Regions from separate parts of the Homo sapiens genome. Here region 1 is linked to region 2. Evidence: read pairs that join two places in POLR2A ChIA-PET (ENCODE). Cell type or tissue: HepG2. All regions are shown on one strand. Links, peaks and the distances in the headings refer to the core of each region. The heading gives the core; the rest is flanking DNA.

Region 1 (4,223 bases), core at 224-4,223, 350 kb before region 2:
CTTGACCTCAGGTGATCCACCCACCTTGGCTTCCCAAAGTGCTAGGATTACAAGGCGTGAGCCACTGCGCCCGGCCTCAATTTTGAACGTTTGAAAATTTTTCGTGATAAAATGTTGAGAAGCATGCTGTAAACTTAAAAGATACTCATTGCAGAAGACCTGGAATATATAGAAAAATAGAAGGAAGCAAAAATTATCACAAAAACCACGCTTAGCCCCAGCACCCAGAAACCAGAGGGAATGTCCATTAGGATATTGTTATAGAGCTTTCTAGTCTTTTTGCTTGTGTCTGTTTTGCTATTTTTACATGATAGTGATTGTATGGATTACCACTGATTCTGTCAAGTCTTAGCTCAATTTCTGGTTCTAAAATGAACACATGCTTATTTAAACATTTTGGAAAACTAGAAAATACTTTTTTTTTTTTGAGGCAGTCTTGCTCTGTCGCCTAGATTGGAGTGCAATGGCATCATCTGGGCTCACTGCAAGCTCCACTTCTCAGGTTCAAGCGATTCTCCAGCCTCAGCCTCCTGAGTAGCTGGGACTACAGGCATGTACCACCATGCCTGGCTAATTTTTGTATTTTTTGTAGAGACAGGGTTTCACCATGTTGGCCAGGCTGGTCTCAAACTCCTGACTTCAAGTGATCCACCTTCCTTGGCCTCCCAAAGTGCTGGGATTACAGGTGTGAGCCCCCGCGCCCGGCCTAGAATATAATTAAAAAGAAAATTAATACCTTCAATTGAGAGGCAGTTTCATGAGGTTTGGCAACAGACAATATCTACATTTCCCAACTTAAAAACTGCAAGTCCATCAACATGAGTATTTTTTCCCTTTAAATACTTTTTAACATTTTTATTGTCAAAGTAATTCATATTAATAAAATTCAAACAATAAAATAATATAACATGAAATATAAAAGTTCTGAATCCCAACCACGCACTGTTGCGTATGTAATATATAACAGCTTGGTTATTTTCCTTAGCTCATATGTAGTGTATAATACGTTTTCTGTATAAATGTATAAAAAAGTCTATTATATGTATATATATTATTGAAAAAGGCTGGAGTGCAGTGGCGTGATCTCAGCTCACTGCAACCTCCACCTCCCAGGTTCAAGTGATTCTCTTGCCTCAGCTTCTCGAGTGGCTGGGACTCCAGGCATGTGCCACTATGCCCAGCTAATTTTTGTATTTTCAGTACAGACAGGGTTTTGCCATGTTGGCCAGGCTGGTCTCAAACTCCTAACCCCAAGTGATCCACCCACCTTGGCCTCCCAAAGTGCTGGGATTACAGGCATGAGCCACTGTGCCCGGCCTAAAAATGTATTTTAAGCAACAATGGAATAATAATGTCTTTCAACTTGCTTTTCTCAATTAATATTTCCATGCCTGCTCATGTAAATTCACCTTACTCTCTCTAATATCTCTGTCTGTGTGTGTGTGTGTGTGTGTGTGTGTGTGTGTGTGTGTGTGTGTGTGTGTAGGATAATTTACTTAACTAGCCCTTTTTGATGGTTGTTAGGGTTTTTTTTTCTTTTCTTTTTTTTCCTTCAACTTTTATTTTAAGTTCCAGGGTACATGTGCAGGATGTGCAGGTTTGTCACAAAGGTAAAAGTGTGCCATGGTGGTTTGCTGCACAGATCAACCCCATTACCTGGGTATTAAGCCCGGCATCCAAGCTGTTTTTTTCAATGTGAATTTCAGAGACCAGAAATTGCTCCTCAGTTTGCTTGCTAAGGAAAATGGTTGCTATGCAGCTCTTGGTAACACTGCTTTTGTGGAAAGATAAAGGCTTTTTGTTCTGAAATCCCGTGGGTGCAGAGTCTCAACTCTGCCATTGTTGTTGCGTGAGCTGTGTGGGAGAGCCTTGGTCACTGTGTGGGCTGGGGTTCTCCTGAACTTTGCCATGGAGGAGGCAGTTCTCTTCTCAGGCACTCTGCTGGCCCTGACCTTGATCCTGGAACAGAGAACTACCTGACAAGGCAGTGCAGTAGCATTCCTGGAATCAATGTAGGTTCTTTTACAATAGGGGTTGGCAAACTTTTCCTGTAAATGGACAGATAGTAAACATTTTATTATTTTATTTATTTTTTGAGATAGAGTCTTGCTCTGTTGCCCAGGCTGGAGTGCAATGGCGTGATCTCAGCTCACTGCAACCTCCGCCTCTGGGTTCAAGCGATTCTCCCTGCCTCAGCCTCCTGAGTAGCTGGGACTACGGGAGCCTGCCAACAGGCGTGGCTAATTTTTGTATTTTTAGTAGAGACAGTGTTTCACCAAGTTGGCCAGGCTGATCTCGAACTCCTGACCTCAAGTGATCTGCCTGCCTTGGCCTCCCAAAGTTCTGGGATTACAGGCATGAGCCGCTGCGCCTGGCCATCATAGTAAGCATTTTAGATCTTGCAGGCTATATGGTCTCTGTCACAACTATTCAACCCTGCTGTTGTAGAGAGGAGCCAGGGTAGACACAATGTAAATGTATGAGCCTGGCGATGTTCCACTAAAGCATTATGGACACTGAAATTTGAATTTCATATAATTTTCATGTGTCACAAAATACTATTCCTCCTTTGACTTTTCCCCCAAGCATTAAAAAAAAAAAAGTACAAACCATTCTTAGCTTGCAGGCAGACCTCTTGCAGGCAGAGGTCCAAATTTGGCCCATGAACTGCAGTTTTCATACTTCTAAATTTAGAACATGAGTTTTTGGATTCTTAGTTTTGATTCAGCTGAGATGGGTGACGTGTATAATGATAAGTACTTGTTTTTCTAGGTGGATCTTAGTGGTAGAGGTGAATTATTCATATCTTCATTTCATAGCGCCCTGTCCTTGCTGGTCCCTACAAGACTCCCCTGTCTTCTGTGTTTATTTGTTCCCTTTAATCATCATTTTTTTTTTTTTTGAGACAGTTTCACTGTCACCCAGGCTGGAGGGCAGTGGTGCGATCTTGGCTCACTGCAACCTCCGCCTCCTGGGTTCAAGTGATTCTCCTGCCTCAGCCTCCCAAGTAGCTGGTATTACAGATGTGCACCACCACGCCTGGCTAATTTTTGTATTTTTAGTAGAGACGGGGGGTTTCACCATATTGGCCAGGCTCGTCTCAAACTTCTGACTTCACGTGATCTGCCTGCCTCGGCCTCCCAAAGTGCTGAGATTACAGGTATGAGCCACTGTGCCTGGCCTCCTTTTGTTTTTTTTTTTTTTTTTGAGACAGAGTTTCGCTCTTGTCACCCAGGCTGGAATGCAATGGTGCAATCTCTGCTCACTGCAACCCCCACCACCTCCTGGGTTCAAGCAATTCTCCAGCCTCAGCCTCTCGAGTAGCTGGGATTACTGGCGTACGCCACCACGTCTGGCTAATTTTTTTTATTTTTGGTAGAGGCAGGGCTTCACCATGTTGGCCAGCCTGGTCTTGAACTCCTGACCTCGGGTGATCCGCCCACCTTGGCCTCCCAAAGTGTTGGGATTACAGGCGTGAGCCACTGCATCCGGCCATGTATCTTTAATTTATATAAGTGGCATTTTGTTACAGAGCTCATCCCCATTTTTCCACTTCGCAGTGTCTTTTAAAGATATCCAACTTGCCAAGTGACCATCAAACCCTTGCTCCTAACTAGTGTGTAGGGCTCCATAGGTGAGCCCACTGTCTTTTACTTCATTTTCAAAAAGAAGTTGTCTTGAGTGAGATTATGTGTTGAGCTTGAGCGTAATTATGTGTTGAGCTTGGGAATATGTATCTCTTGCCCTTACAAAGAATAGGCAGATTGGCTGAATGTCAAAAAAAAAAAAAAATTACAGCTTTTTTCCCTTCTAAACTGTAAATAAATATTTAAAATTTATTTATTATTATTATTTTTTGAGATGGAGTCTCACTCTGTCACCCAGGCTGGCGGATCACAAGGTCAGGAGATCGCGACCATCATGGCTAACATGGTGAAACCCCATCTCTACTAAAAATACAAAAAAATAGCCGGATGTGGTGGCAGGCGCCTGTAGTCCCAGCTACTTGGGAGGCTGAGGTGGGAGAATGACATGAACCCGGGAAGCGGAGCTTGCAGTGAGCCGAGATCGTGCCACTGTACTCCAGCCTGGGTGACAGAGAGAGACTCTGCCTCAAAAAAAAAAAAAAAAATTTTTTTTTTTGTTTAATTTTTATTTATTTTTAAAATTTAGTTTCTTAAAAAAAATTAAGTTATAACTTACCCTTTCAGTGTTTACTTCTG
Region 2 (4,522 bases), core at 256-4,255:
AGTAAATTTTGTAAATGAGGATGTGTTACCATCAGAACCCAAAAAGTGCTAAGAGATACTAGACTTCTATGTCTTTAAGGAGTGTGTCACATGAGTCTCCTTGGAGGAGGATGTACTCAAAGTAATGTCACACCTGTGTTCCTGGAGAAAGGTGAATATCCTCAAAATCTTGTCTGCAAAGATTGCATGGAATGACAAAGTTATGGAGATACCCCATGGGTATCCTGGAAAAGGTGTCCCTTTAGAGGTCAAGGCAAACTTTGACCTGAGAGGATGTTGAAATAGGAACTGAACAGTACATGAAAGGCAATCAATAAGAGCAAATATTTACTGGTTATTGCTTAAATAGAAGCAGTCAGTTTAATGAAATTGGACATTAAATATGAAAGCCTTGATGGATAGGATCATGACATTAAGCCTGCGTTAATCCATAGTGAGATATCTTTTATTTTATGTTTTCAGATTTAAGAACAGGCAAAATTGGGCTGCCAAATGGAGAAGCAGAGGAGAAAATCAGTCTTTTATTAATTAGCTTTTATATAATAAATTTGAATCCTTGAGGCCCTGTATTAATTTACATTGGGTCAGATTAACTATTTTAACTGGGGATTGAAGGGGTCCCCTTTTATCAAGCCAATTTATGTCAAAGGCTAAATTTATTATTTATTATGTTAGAGTATTTATGTTGAATATGGAATATTTTAAGGCAGTGGATTCTATGACTATGAGAAATTTAAACAAGGATACAGGTTTTTTCTAACTTTTAAGTTCGGGGGTACAAGTGCTGGTTTGTTACATAGATAAACTTGTATCATGGGACTATATCGGACAGATTATTTCATCACCTAGGTATTAAGCCTAGTACTCATTAGTTTTTTTTCTTGATTCTCTTCCACCTTTGGCCCTCCATCCTCCAAAAGGCCCCAGTGTGTGTAATTCCCCTCTACACATCCATGTGTTCCATCATTTAGCTCCCATTTATAAGTGAGAACATGCAGCATTTGGTTTTCTTTTCCTGTGTTATTATGCTAAGGATAATGGCCTCCAGCTCCATCCATGTCCCTCAAAAGGACATAATCTCATTCTTTTTTATGGCTGCTTAGTATTCCATGGTGTATATGTACCACATTTTCTTTATCCAGCCCACCATTAGTGAACATTTAGGTTGATTCCATGTCTTTGCTATTGTGAATAGTGCTGCAATGAACATACACGTGCATGTGTCTTTTTAATTGAATGATTTATATTCCTTTGGGTATATACCCAGTAATGGGATTGCTGGGTTGAATGGTATTTCTTTCTTTAGATCTTTGAGGAATTGCCACACTGTCTTTCACACTGGCTGAACTAATTTACACTCCCACCGATAGAGTATGAGCATTCGTTTTTCTCCACAACCTCACCAGCATGTTTGTTTGTTTTTACTTTTTAATAATAGCTGTTCTGACTGGCGTGAGATGGTATCTCATTGTGGTTTTGGTTTGCATTTCTCTAACAACCAGTAATGTGGGGCTCTTTTTCATATGATTGTTGGCTGCAGCTATGGCTTCTTTTCAAAAGTGTCTGTTCATGTCCTTTGCCCACTTTTCTATGGGGTTATTTATTTGTTTCTTGTAAACTTGTTAAGTTCCTTGTAGAGGCTGGATATTAGACCTTTGTCAGATGCATACTTTGCATAATTTTTCTCCCAGCCTGTTTACTCTGTTGATAGTTTGTGTTGCTGTGCAGCAGCTCTTTAGTATAATTTGATTCCATTTGTCAATTTTTGTCTTGTTTAAATTGCTTTTGGCATCATCATGAAATCTTTGCCCATGCCTACTTCTTGAGTGGTATTTCCTAGGTTTTCTTCCAGGGTTTTTACAGTTTTGAGTTTTACACCTAAGTCTTTAATCCATCTTGAGTTAATTTTTGTATATGGTGTAAGGAAAGGGTCCAGTTTCAGTCTTCTGCATATGGCTAGCCAATTCTGCCAGCAACATTTTTTGAATATGGAATCCTTTCCCCACTGCTAAAGTGAGGCAAACTCATTTTTCTTTATATATATTTAAGTATCTTCTCAAGATTATAGGAGCAGAGTGTTTAAATTTAGTGGAATCCTGGTGTATCATTGTAATTTGAGTCCCAGGGTTGATTAAGCTTGTGAAGTTCTGCCAATTGATGCATTTTAACAAATGTTAAAGTTAAGTTAAAGTCTATGTTATAGAGGCACAAAAGCCAATCAGTGTCTTTTTTAAATCATTTTGTTATATAAGTCCTTTAGTATAGAAATTTAGTATATAAATTTTGGATTTCTAATTGAGTCAAATTATGGAAGTTTGTTTTAACTTATTATATAAAATATACACATATACTTCATTTATCTATTTATTGTATTATGTATGTATATGTAATTTATTTAATTAGCTTTTATTTCCCCCCTGTATCTAGGGGCTTGTTTCTAAATCAGTAAGTAATATAGGGCTAATATCATGTTTGGTAGACCTGGTGTTTACTCAGGACTTAAGTTTAAAGTTCTTTTACTTATTTTTCAGATTCGTAGCCACCTACAGCTTTTTCCTTTTGTGCTGTAGTTTTGTTTGTTGTTTTTGTTTTTAGACTTTTAGTCTTCTGAAGTCGTGGCTCTTAGTTTTAATTTCTGATTTAAAAAAAGAGAGAGAGACAGGGTGCTGGTCCATCTAAGCAGTAGTCTCTCTCTTGAATCACCCCAGACTGCAAGATAATCATTACCTCCCTCCCACATAGGGACCTTGCTTTTTCTTTTAAGTAAATATTTAGAATAACTAGGCGCTAAAAAGTTTTTTTTTTTTTTTGAGACAGAATTTATTTTACTCTGTTGCCCAGGCTGGAGTGCAATGGCATGATCTTGGCTCACTGCAAACTCCGCCTCCCAGGTTCAAGCAATTCTCATGCCTCAGCCTCACAAGTACTTGGGATTACAGGCATGTGCCACCACACCTGGCTAGTTTTTGTATTTTTAGTAGAGACAGGGTTTCACCATGTTGGTCAGGCTGGTCTCAAACTCCCGACCTCAGGTGATCCACCCACCTCGGCCTCCTAAAGTGCTTGGGATTACAGGCAGGAGCCACTGCACCCAGCCTAAAAAGAATGTGTTCCCTCGCTCTCTCAATGTTTATGTGACAAGCTTCTGGTGGCTGTGAGTGGCCTCCCTTGTGAGCCTTGGCTTTCATTAGTGGTTCTCTTCAGCCCCATTTACTGACAGCCACCTCCTTCTTTTTTTTTTTTTTTAGGTCATGAGTTTATTGTCCAGTAGTCGGGCAGGCTTGTGCCTTTCCTTATTTGTCAGATTCTTTCATTTGCTGATTCTGTTTAAGCTCAAGGGTCAGTCACTGTGAAATGAATTTGCACCTCGTTTTCTCTTTAGGCTCCAAGACTCCCAAGAACTCCAGGGCTCCCACTTTCCCCATTCTGTGGGACTCCTTAGGGCCCAGAAGAGTGTGCTGTGCAAAGTTGGCTTTTAGAAAACTGGCTAGCTAGCTTGCTGGCTCCTCCACTTTCCTCTCCAAAACTTCAGAATTCACCACTCACTGTCCTACCAGAAATCCCCTAGAATTTTAAGGTCATGCTTACTCACAAAGTCTTGAACCCTTCTAAACACACTTCCCAAGAGACTGACTTATCTGGAATCTCATCTCTATAGAGAAGCAGCCTCTTCATCTCCCTTCAACTATCTTCCCATACTTCTCTGAACAATTTTTCTTGTCCTGCCAATTCAGTGTGATTGAAAACCTGAAAACCACTTAGCAGAGAATCTGGGCTTACATAGTGCTTGCCTGTGCAGTTGGAGACAGAGGAGGGAGAAGGAAGCACCGCAAATACTGCATGCTGCAGATTCATCTACTCACAGATTCAGACCTAGGAAAACTGTAGAGAAGACCCTCAACTCAGTGTCCATTCCAGAGAAGGGGGAAGATGGAGGAAAATGTTTCAAGATGAAAGGGCCCAATGCAGAGGATGCCCTGCTTTTGAAAAAGCTACAAGATGAGGATCCACATATAGCCTGCTGGAATTCCTTTTAGTCTGTTTCCTGATACCTGGTACCCAAGTGCAAATTATGACGTCCTAGTCTGCTGCATAAATGTCTGTACTGAACATCTTCCTTGTAGGGGAGGAAGGATCCCTTGGTTCAGTGTACTTTTTCCATCATAATGAGCATACCAGAGTCAAAATGGGAGCCCAGTGGCCTTCATGACCAAAAAGGTCCCTGGGATTGAGACCACCCTGCCTTCCACCTGAGAAGGAGTTTAGCCCTGTTCACCCTGCTTCTCTGTTCCTCACACTAATAGACTCCCAAGCAGAAACTGTATGGTTGTGAGTTATTGTGAAAACAAAAGTGTGAATCATTGTCTTTTATAGTTGTTGATTTTGTCCAGTAAACCCGAGGTAAAGAACACTCTGTCTCTGATGAATGTGATCAGAGGAAAAAGAGAAAAGAAAAAACAACAACCATGAATATGCAACCAGAAGAAGACAAACTACAGAAGGGTTTTTCCAATATGAAGAA

Evidence for each region. Peaks named below come from ENCODE experiments on the same cell type or tissue, not always from the same donor. Only the 100,000 strongest peaks of a DNase experiment are listed, where the experiment ranks them.
Region 1: POLR2A ChIA-PET joins it to region 2 with 5 read pairs; 2 of 35 experiments call an interaction of 5 or more read pairs at or near these places.

The regions. Positions count from the first base shown.
Region 1 is chr11:63,600,965-63,605,187 of GRCh38, reverse strand. All of the region lies in intron 2 of PLAAT3 (phospholipase A and acyltransferase 3), which reads left to right. Among named protein-coding and RNA genes, the nearest start is that of PLAAT3, 11 kb to the left of the region's middle. RefSeq lists enhancers at 1-41, 3,284-3,785. In HepG2, for the core only: no CTCF peak of the experiment used is centred there; a DNase peak (open chromatin) is centred at 1,857.
Region 2 is chr11:63,246,104-63,250,625 of GRCh38, reverse strand. LOC105369334 (a long non-coding RNA gene) reads left to right here. Exons shown (of 3, transcript XR_950178.3): 3 at 3,383-4,522. Among named protein-coding and RNA genes, the nearest start is that of SLC22A25, 4.8 kb to the right of the region's middle. In HepG2, for the core only: no CTCF peak of the experiment used is centred there; DNase peaks (open chromatin) are centred at 265, 2,735 and 3,235.